2 separate regions of the Mus musculus genome follow, and region 2 is linked to region 1. The links are chromatin loops, found by intact Hi-C in ENCODE. Cell type or tissue: heart. All regions are shown on one strand. Region 1 overlaps Gtf3c4 (general transcription factor IIIC, polypeptide 4). Region 2 holds the start of Cfap77 (cilia and flagella associated protein 77).

What was found. A loop is a pair of places that touch in the nucleus more often than their neighbours do. Peaks named below come from ENCODE experiments on the same cell type or tissue, not always from the same donor. Only the 100,000 strongest peaks of a DNase experiment are listed, where the experiment ranks them.
Region 2: it touches region 1 in a loop (3-fold over the local background); 3 of 42 quality-filtered maps call a loop at or near these places.

The regions. Positions count from the first base shown.
Region 1 is chr2:28,827,384-28,832,383 of GRCm38, reverse strand. It overlaps Gtf3c4 (general transcription factor IIIC, polypeptide 4), which reads left to right. Exons shown (of 5, transcript NM_172977.3): 3 at 1,752-1,882; 4 at 4,818-4,906. Among named protein-coding and RNA genes, the nearest start is that of Gtf3c4, 10 kb to the left of the region's middle. In heart, a CTCF peak has its summit at 2,916; no DNase peak of the experiment used is centred here.
Region 2 is chr2:29,051,458-29,056,457 of GRCm38, reverse strand. Cfap77 (cilia and flagella associated protein 77) reads left to right here and starts at 1,392. Exons shown (of 6, transcript NM_001166705.1): 1 at 1,392-1,644. The coding sequence starts at 1,450. In heart, CTCF peaks have their summits at 2,436 (motif pointing right) and 3,263 (motif pointing right); DNase peaks (open chromatin) are centred at 1,357, 2,007, 2,217 and 3,327; H3K4me3 peaks cover 1,415 bases; H3K27ac peaks cover 702 bases; H3K27me3 peaks cover 955 bases.

The sequences.
Region 1 (5,000 bases):
AACCTGTTTTCACCCCCAGCTGCCCCACTTCCCCTTCTCCTAGTTCCTGCCATGGCTTGTTAATAGTTAATACCACAGGCCTATTGTATATTTGTTTATGCCTCATAAGTGTATCTGTGCTTTATATATAAAAAAGTAGCAATTTTTATTCCCCTCCTTGAGAAGTATTGTCACTGAGAATGCAGGAGTTAAACTAAACAGTTGACTTTGGTGATTGAGGCCACAAAGAATAAGTAGAAGCAGTTCTTCCTCACATAGAACTTAGGCCCAACTCTGCCCTACTTGAGAACACTGGACAGCGTCACTGCTTCACACATGGGATGCTATGCTTGTCTGGATAAGAGATGTTTGTCCTTGATGTGAAGGACTATAAATGAATTCTGAAAGCCAAAAAATTTAGACCAAGAAGTAATTTAAATTTGTGAATTAAGCTGGATATGGTAGTGCATGCCTCCAATACATAAGAGGCAGAGGCAGGAAGATCTCTGAGTTTGAGGCTAGCCAGGGCTACGTAGTGAGACCCTCTCAAACACAAACACACACAAATGTGTAAGTTATATATGAAGAATTGAAATGACTAGCTCAAATTAGCAGTTAAGATGCCCTTTGAGATTTGGGTGAGTTAATTAACCAAATTACTAAATCTTGTAAACTGCCAGAAGAGGTAAAGCATAAATACATTAAAACCTGGGAAGGACATGAGTTATTAATAAAAGAAGTGGCTTAAGGGTTGGTGTATATATACCCCATGCCTATAAGGCAGTATGGTGTGTGTGTGGCCGGGGGGGGGGGGGGTCAGCAAATAATAAAATAGACATAGATTTTTTCAGACATTTTTCTTAGAGAATGTAATCTTAAACCAGGTCTGGAAGCACAGGCCTGTTGTCTAATCCAGCTATTCCAGAGGCTGAGGTAGGAGTAAGTATAGCAAATTCAAGACTGTCTGGACAGCTTACTGCCACCCTGTCATAGAATTAAACATTGAAAGAGACAGGTATGGAGTTCAGTGGTAGCAGTGCCTGCAAGGCCCCACATTCAGTCTCACCACCACCACCACCACTCTTAGTAAGGCCAAGAACAGCACCTATTTCTCCCATGCTGGGTCACTCACGGTTATCTCAGGTGCTACTAGGCCAGTCTGTCTTAGAGCCCTCAGAAGGGGAAGTAACTTTAACTCTGACAAAAGACTAAACTTTGTGGGCTGGAGGGAAGGGTCTGCAGTTATAAATACCTCCTGCTCTTCTAGAGGACCCAGGGTATTCTAGTGCCCACTTGGTGATTCACAGCCACTGTAGCTCCAGCTACAAGGGCTCCTCTGTGGGCACCTGCACACAAGTGGCACACATACAAACAAAATCTTAAAAAGAAATGTTTTTAAAGACTATACATTTCTATGTTTTTACAGACGTCACATTTTTCACTAGGGAGATTATGGATTTCCTTTTGAAAGCACCATAAGTAAAAACTATAAACTACTAAAACAGCCAAAACAAAGCAAGAAAGGAGAGCTTGATTTTTAGAGGTTTCTCCCTTGAGTAAAGTCCACCTTACTGGTTGAGGTCGCTGGATCTGTTTACTTTTCTTTGCTGTTAATACTGGTTGAAGGTGCAGGTTTTGAGCTCTTTGGGCAGCAGCTTAGCTGTAGAGGTATACCTCTACTATCCTGGCACAATCCTGTATTCATTGTGAGTAGCCTTCACTCCCAGAAACCCATATTCGCTCTTCACTCTGCACCTGTGATGTCTTACCAGGTCTTGATTGGACATATCTCCAAGAAGATGAACAAACAGACCTTCCCTGAGCGCTGCAGTCTGTGTAAGGAGATCTTACCATTCACAGATCGCAAGCAAGCTGTTTGTTCCAATGGGCACATCTGGCTCCGGTAAGCCTCCAGGGCTGCTCACCCTCATGGCTCAGTTTTGTGCAGCACGGAACCACCGGTCAGGGCCCTTCTGCTTGATGGGTACAACTGTCTGTGCTTGCTTGGACTGCCATTTGCCTTGCAGGGTTGAGGTCGTAGATTATACTTGTGTGCCTTTTTTGGCTATGTTTCATAGTAACAGGCATTGGAGAGGAGATGAGAGGGCATCAGAAAGAATAATCAGAATGCTCTGTGTGTGTGTGAAGTTGTCAGATGGCAAAAACAATAGTTTTCATAATGAAAGAATGCTGTCCTGTTAGTCTGGCCTTAGAGGTGACCTTGGTGAGCCCTCAATTTTGCTCCCTCCATGAGATGTGTCATCACCTTCTCCCAAGACACCATGCTTCCTACTTTTCCTCCAGCCTCTGACTTCATTTCTGGTTGTGCAGCTCCTATGTCATCTCCACAGTGCCTATCCTTAGGCCTAGCCTTTGGTCACACACGATTACTAAAGTGTTCTCTTACTACTGGTTGTACACAGATACACCTGCATCTGCTTCAGTCAAGACTTGCAAGTTAACTTCCTGCCTGCTTGGCATCTTTATTTAAGTGTTGCTGCGGGACTTCATGTGGAATCAAACCCTGACTTCATTTTTGCCTCCATAGCCCTCTCCCAGACCCTGACATTGTTCATGCACATGATGACAGCTATCGTCCACCTGGGCCTGCTGTTCCCATACTTCAGCCCTCAGTCAGTTCTCTGCAGTTGTAGTTATGACACTCAGTCTTTGTCTGCTCTTGTCACAGCAGTCCTCAGTACTCTCCACTAGGGCTGGGGTGTGGGTCTCTGAGAGCACACTTCTAGCATTTGCAAGGTACAGAACCAACAAAAGCTCTCCAAGAGCTAACCGTCTGATGGGAAAGCTAAAACTCTTTCAGAGACTTGCAGCCTCTCACAGCCTGTTCTTGCCTCTTCACGACCTCATGTCTGCTCTGAGCTCAGGAGAACTGGCCACCTGCTCAGGTCAGTATGGCCTCCTGCTGGCTGGCATCTGCAGGGACACAGTCGGTTTCCTAATGCTCCCTCAGCTTCTCTCACATATGCACGTGCTCCACCTAGTGCTAGGATTCCTTTGCTTTGCTGCTTTTTCCTTATAACCCATTTCATTCTTTTTGTTGTTTGTTTGTTTGATTGTTTTTTTAAAGGCTGGGTTTTCCTGAAGCTCAAGCTGGCCTTGAACTCAGAAAGCTCTGCCTGCTGAGTGCTGGGATCAAAGGCATGCATCACCACACAAGGCACTTTTATACCTTTGCCTAATACCCTTCCTTAGGACTAGGCACTTGTGTGAGCGCAGAAGTCTAAAGCAGTGTCTGCTACTACTCAGCAGAAATGTTAGATTTATCTAACTAAAGCAGGCCTATACGACACATAGCATTTACTCATTTTCTTTCTTATTTTGTTGACAGATCTCTCCATATTGTTAGGCTGGCCTCAAACATAAAAATCCTCCTGCCTCAACCTCCTAGGCATGTGCCACAATGTCTAACCAGGCTTCCATTTTCTCTTTTAGGGGTGGCAGAGGGAGTTAAAACACAGTTTCTCTTTGTAGCCCTGGCTGTCCTCACTCTGTAGACCATGTAGGTCTCAACTTAAGAGATGTGCTTGCCTCTGCTCCCAAGTTCTGGGACTAAAGGTGTGCGCCACCACTGCCCAGCCAGAAGTCAGTTCTTAACAGAGGTAGAACCGGGGCTTTCCATCATATCGGTGCTCTCGGATTGCTTCTCTCATGGACACATTTGCTTTTTAGTTTGTTCAGACTTTTTTCCTTGAAGGGAGAGAACAGTGGCAGGCAGTCTAATACTGGGTGAGTTTTAGGCTTGTCATCAAAGTACCATCTGTTGAGCAGCCAGCTTGCTAGACAGATTGGGACAGATGTGCAGCCATCAAGTGACTGTATCCTCACAGGGGATTTTATCTTCAGTACCTAAAGAGAAGGGGGGTGGAGTGGGGGTGTACATGGTGTGTGGTCTATGTTCACTCTGTGTGTAGAATCCTCTATCACTCTCCACTTTATAGTGCTGCTGCAAAGCCCCTTTCTGGACTAGACCTCACGCTTTTCTGCTAGGTTGCCTGACAACAGGCCCCAGTGATTCTATCTCTGTCCTGCTCTGTACTGGACTATAGATGCCAGTGGGAACCCAAATGACTTGTTACATCAGTGCTGGAGTCGCTTACACAGCGAGCGCTCGTACCTTCAGAGCTATCTCTCCACCCCAGTGCCTAAGGCAGTGGTTCTCAACCTTCCTGATGCTCTGACCCTTTAATACATTTCCTCATTTTGAGGTGACCCACAATCATAAAATTATTTATATTGCTACTTCATAACTAATTTTGCTAGTTATGAATCACTATTGATAGTTACATTATCTGTTTTCCAATGGTCTTAGGTAACCTCTGTGAAAGGACTGTTCAACACCTTTCCTAGGTCTCAAACTACAGGATGAGAACAGCTGACCTAAGGGCTCTTTCCTTTGGTTTTTTGGTTTTTTTTGTTTCTCGAGACAGGGTTTCTCTGTGTAGTCCTGGCTGTCCTGGAACTCACTCTGTAGACCAGGCTGGCCTCGAACTCAGAAATCCGCCTGCCTTTGCCTCCCAAATGTTAGGATTAAAGGCGTGCGCCACCACTACCCAGCTAACCTAAGGGCTCTTAAAGATGTTTTGTATACCTTATCTTGAAAAGTAAAGAGAGTGACTTTGCATATGATATGTTTGCATATGATATGTTTATAATACCAAGAATGCAGTTAGGGAGGAGTGCTTCTAGGACTTTCTGCAGAGAGGTTCTGTGTCTCTTCAGAGAGTGCTGGTATAGATTTGGTCACACAGAGGAAAACATTGCCCTAGTAACTGTGGGCCCAGGGAGCGTCCTCTGACTGGGCTCCTGTCTTCTTTCAGGTGCTTTCTAACCTACCAGTCCTGCCAGAGCTTGATATACAGACGGTGTTTGCTCCATGACAGCATCGCCAGGCATCCTGTTCCAGAAGGTGAGTGCTGGCCTAGCCTTGGGGTGGGGTGGAGTCACTTAGTGTCCTGCTCTTGGTTGGGAACAGAATGAGTGTGCTCTCTGCAGTTAGGGTG
Region 2 (5,000 bases), 220 kb before region 1:
CACCCCGAGCCATCTCCCCGGCCTTATTTTCAGATATTCTTACTCAGTGAACCAAACCTGATGATCTTTTTCAGTTTCCCTCCATTTGATTCCAGAGTCAGACACTATTGATCTAATCCATATTTTTTTTTTCTTTCGAGGTGGGAGGAAGTGTCCAACAGGGAAACTGGCTTGGGACCACCCACTGAATTAGCATTGACCTCAAGCCTAAGAATGCATATTTCTATTGCAGTACGACTGTGTTAGTACCATATCCCAGAGAGAGAGAGAGAGAGAGAGAGAGAGAGAGAGAGAAGAAGAAGAAGAAGAAGAAGAAGAAGAAGAAGAAGAAGGAAGAAGGAAGAAGGAGGAGGAGGAAGAAGAAGAAGAAGAAGAAGAAGAAGAAGAAGAAGAAGAAAGGAAGGAAGAAGAAGGAGGAGGAGAAGGAGGAGGAGAAAGAAGAGGAGGAGGAGGAGGAAGAGAAGAAGAAGAGAAGAAGAAAAGAAGGAGAAAAGAAGAAGAAGAAAGGAAGGAAGAAGAAGGAGGAGGAGAAGGAGGAGGAGAAAGAAGAGGAGGAGGAGGAGGAAGAGAAGAAGAAGAGAAGAAGAAAAGAAGGAGAAAAGAAGAAGAGAAGAAAAGAAGGAGAAAAGAAGAAGAAAAGAAGAAGAGAAGAAGAAGAAAAGAAGGAGAAAAGAAGAGAAGAAGAAAAAAGGAGAAAAGAAGAAGAAAAGAAGGAGAAAAGAAGAAGAAAAGAAGAAAAGAAGAAGAAAAGGAGAAAAGAAGAAGAAAAGAAGAAGAAGGAGAAGGAGGAGGAGGAGGAGGAGGAGGAGGAGAAGAAGAAGAAGAAGAAGAAGAAGAAGAAGAAGAAGAAGGAAGAAGAAGAAGAAGAAGAAGAAGAAGAAGAAGAAGAAGAAGAAGAAGAAGAAGAAGAAGAAGAAGGAAGAAGAAGAAGAAGAAGAAGAAAAGATTCCCTTGGGAGGGAACTGTAACTAGAGTAGGGTAGTTAGAGGGTGGAAGCCAAGGATAAGTGATCCTCTAAAACCTCTTCTCTTTTAACACAACCTAGATTTGATTCTTGGGTTTTTCTATGTTGATTTGAGACAGGTCTAAAAGGTCTCTGTGGTTGCTAAGAATTTCTAGAAAGAAAACCGGAAGCTCTTGAGCTGTTGGCGTCTTGTCACCAAGGAGACGGGACGTTCCATTTTTCCGAAAGGGGTAGTGTAGACACTCTTCCCTCTCTCAGTCTGCTGCGAGGTGCCCAAATCACTCCGAAGAACTGGCGGGGTTTAAGCTTTGGACAGAGGCTCCGCAGGTGGGCGCGCTCTGCTCCGGAGCCTGCCTTGCCGCGAGGTGCACCCCAGGGTCCCCGTGGTGCAGCCCGGAGCGCGCGCTCGCTCGGGGCTGGAGTCCTCAGACAGCGCAGAACTCTGTGGGCTTTGCAGCCAAGGTCTAATCCCGGAGGCCCCTGGGATGCCTGATCCGGCGAAACCCGGGAAAGACCTCACGGCATGGAAAAAGAAGAAGCAGCCCGTGCATCGCACGGTCAGCCAGATCTGCCCGCCGCCCCGACGGCCGCTGACGGTGGTCGACATCCGTACGGGCATGGAGAACGAAAGGCTGGGGGTCGTGCGTGACTCCATGTTTCAGAACCCGCTCATCGTCAAGGTGAGCGCCTGGGCACGATCATCCCCTCCGCGGGCACCGACGCCGCCGATGGGTTCCAGCTGCTGAACTCTCGGGACCCGGGGCCCAGGGTTTGGGCGCAGTGTAGGAAACTTGCTCTGGGTGAAACAGGCCTCCTGGACCCTCTGCAGTCGTAGCCAGTCCAGGAACCTCAGTGTCCTCAAGTGGCACACGTTAGCGGGGTCTTTCCCCACTACTGGGAAAGACTATGGATAGGGCAATCTCTACCGGGCTCGTACCCACAGGGTGACAGACAGGTCTCAGGCACCCATCCATGCCCTTGCCACCCAAGATCCATCTTCCCCAGCACCTCTGGTCTACTATGCAGCAGGTGCTCTGGGACTGACTGTCGGGAAAGTATCACAACACCATCTTAAGTGTGCTGGGGGTGTGAGATTCAAAGCCCTCTAGGAGGCGTGGCTGGCACTTGCGTGGGAGCAGCGTTTATAGACAGATCACTTTCCCTTTCGGTGCTGGTCCTCCGCACTTTTGTCTGTTTTCCTGTCTGGCTAAAAACTACACTTGGGCCGGGCGTGGTGGGGCACGCCTTTAATCCCAGCACTTGGGAGGCAGAGGCAGGCGGATTTTTGAGTTCGATACCAGCCTGGTCTACAAAGTGAGCTCCAGGACAGCCAGGGCTATAGAAAAACCCTGTCTCGAAAAACAAAAACAAAAACAAAACCCAAAAAAAACCTACACGTGGCCGTGGCTCTGCCTCTTTAGGCGCCGGGAGACCGAAAAAGTAAAGTTGAAGTTTAGTGGCGCAAATTTATCTTGTGCCGCTAGAGGGCAGTGTGCTTCTAAAAATTGACCTCGGTTTCCAGGTTCCATAGAGGTATGGGCATGCTGATGGGTTCTTTGACTATAGGCAGACCTATATTGTTAGACCTTTCTGGGCTAATTAATGCTCCCAGGAGGACAGAAGCTAGATACAGGGAACCCATGAAGCAGCATCCTTAGCACTGGCCCCTCTGAGATGTTTCCACAGTGGAACAAGTTTTGCTTACTTCTTGGATTCCTGATCTTAGCAGGTACCTGGGACAGAGAGTTGGAATTCACTGCCTTAGGCCAAGGAGGAAATCAAGGCCTATCAGTGCCTATCAATGGGTGTCCTGATAAAATTCCAACAGTGCTTTTATCTATCTATCTATCTATCTATCTATCTCCCAAATGCTGCCCTCTCCCGACCCCTGTCCTCCCTCGAAGAGTTCCTCTCTCTTCCCCTCCCCTCTGAGAGGGCAGTCCCCCCTCCGTATCTCCCTGCCCTGGTGCATCAAGTCCAACATTGCTTTAATCAGGTGTCACTAGTGTGCAGCTCCTTATATGAGAGGAAGGGCATTATAGAGTCACTTCCACAGTGAATTCTTGTGTAACGTTCACTCCAGGTGGCACATATATAACTGCATGCACTTGTATATATATAGGCCACACATGTGTTATATATTGCTCACTATATGTTTAGCATTTGTATGTAGGTGTATAAACTACAATGTGTGTAAATACAATATGTGAATGCCGCCCCCCTTCCCCTTTGCCTTCTCCCTGGTTAATCAAGGGCAGCATTTGGCCTGTAGGTGGCGCTAACTTAACAGCCTCCAGGAGGAATTCCATCCTTGTTTCTAGAGCTGGAGTTTAGAATGATCATGTTTTTAAAAATATGAGTGATGATTGCTCCACCAGTGGGGTTCTGTTTTCAGGCTGTCCTGGTCCCTGGTGACCAATGGCAGGGGCCACATCCTGATGCGCTTTGGTGACAGGGCTTGGGACACTCTGGTACAAGTGGCACCAGGGGGCAGTCTTTTCCTCCAATTGTTTTTGGTGTTTGAAACTCAGCTAACTGTTAGGATGATGATGTCCGCATTCAGTATTTACCCCTTCCTGTAAGATCTTCCGTCAAAACTCAGCCTGTATAAAAGTTGCCAGAGAGAGAATGTGAAAAAGAAGCCAGCTTCTCCCTGTTGCAGATACTCCTTATAAACCAGTGCATGGGGAAATGTCTGCAAGGCTTTGACGCCAGTTTCTGACAGAGCTGGCTTAAAAGCCACGCCTAAAAGCCCAGCACAACTTTCTCTATGTGAAAAAACAAATTGAATTCTGAAACACGGGGTGGGGGAGACTTAAAGAAAATGGAAATATTACAAGTAGTTAGGGGTTTAGAACATCAAAAAATATGTATACAGTTCTGTCATTTTGATTGAGTTTGATTTATAGGTTCCTTTAAGGGGGTGCCAGTTTTGCTGGCCCCACTGTTGGGGTGAATAGCTTCCTCATCATGTGGGTGCTCTTGGGTCTGAGTGTCTTTGGGGAAATACTGGGAACTGAGGTGTATTTTAGCCTTGTCTGTTCCTGGGCCTAAAGAAGTACATCTCTATGAGAGGAATCCATCACCCTAGAAATATTGACTCTCCTCATGGATAGGTCCCATGATTGTTTGTTTCTTCTCCCTCCCCCCTCCTCTTCTTCCCCTTCCTCCCCCTCTTCCTCCTCTCCCTCCTCCTCTTCTTCTTCCTCTTTCATTTTCTACTTCAAATACAGAGACACTGGCTGAAGAAACCTAACCCCAGTATTTTCTACCCGTGGAATTTACCAGACTGTATCTGCATCAGTTATTCAAAACCATGACTTCATGAAGCCACGGCAACCAGAGGAAAAGGAGAAACCTCAGGTTTGCTAGCAGGTGTTTTATCTATAAACACTCAGCAGCTGGTCTCGTCCTGAAACCCAAGCCAACTGCTGATTTAATGGCAATTAATTGAGTCAAGATGGTGTTTTATGCAACCACAAAAAATAATGTAAATAGTTTTCATTGGCAAGGGCTTCTCCATTGTCAAGTGCTGTGCAGCCAGCCAGCTTTCCTTCCGCGAAACTCTCTGGGAAGCCTAAAATTAAATTGAGAAAGAACCCAGCTTCTCATTTCCCTAGAATCCTGAGACTCAACATAGAATCCTGCCACAATAGCCTTCGAGGCTCCCTCACAAAACCTGTCAGAGCATACCCTTCCCGCCGCAGCAACTTGGCTGATATCCTGTCAATACAATTACGGGGAGAGACGGCACAGTTTGCTCCACTGACAGCTTTGAGTCTTCTGTCGCCCCAGAGAGGCAGGCTGCAGTACAGGGGTGGGATTGACTGAATCCAGCACCCTCGGAACGTACAAATGATCAGGGCACCTGATTTTTTTCATAATTTATTACCGACTTTGTTTTTTTGTTCCTGTGGGGGTTTATGTCACAAATAAGAAGATCGTACATTTGTAAAATAAAGTCATAGAATCAAGCATTTGAGGCTAGTAGGAAGTTTGCTGACATCAAATGTATCTCCTTTTGGGAGGCTTAGGT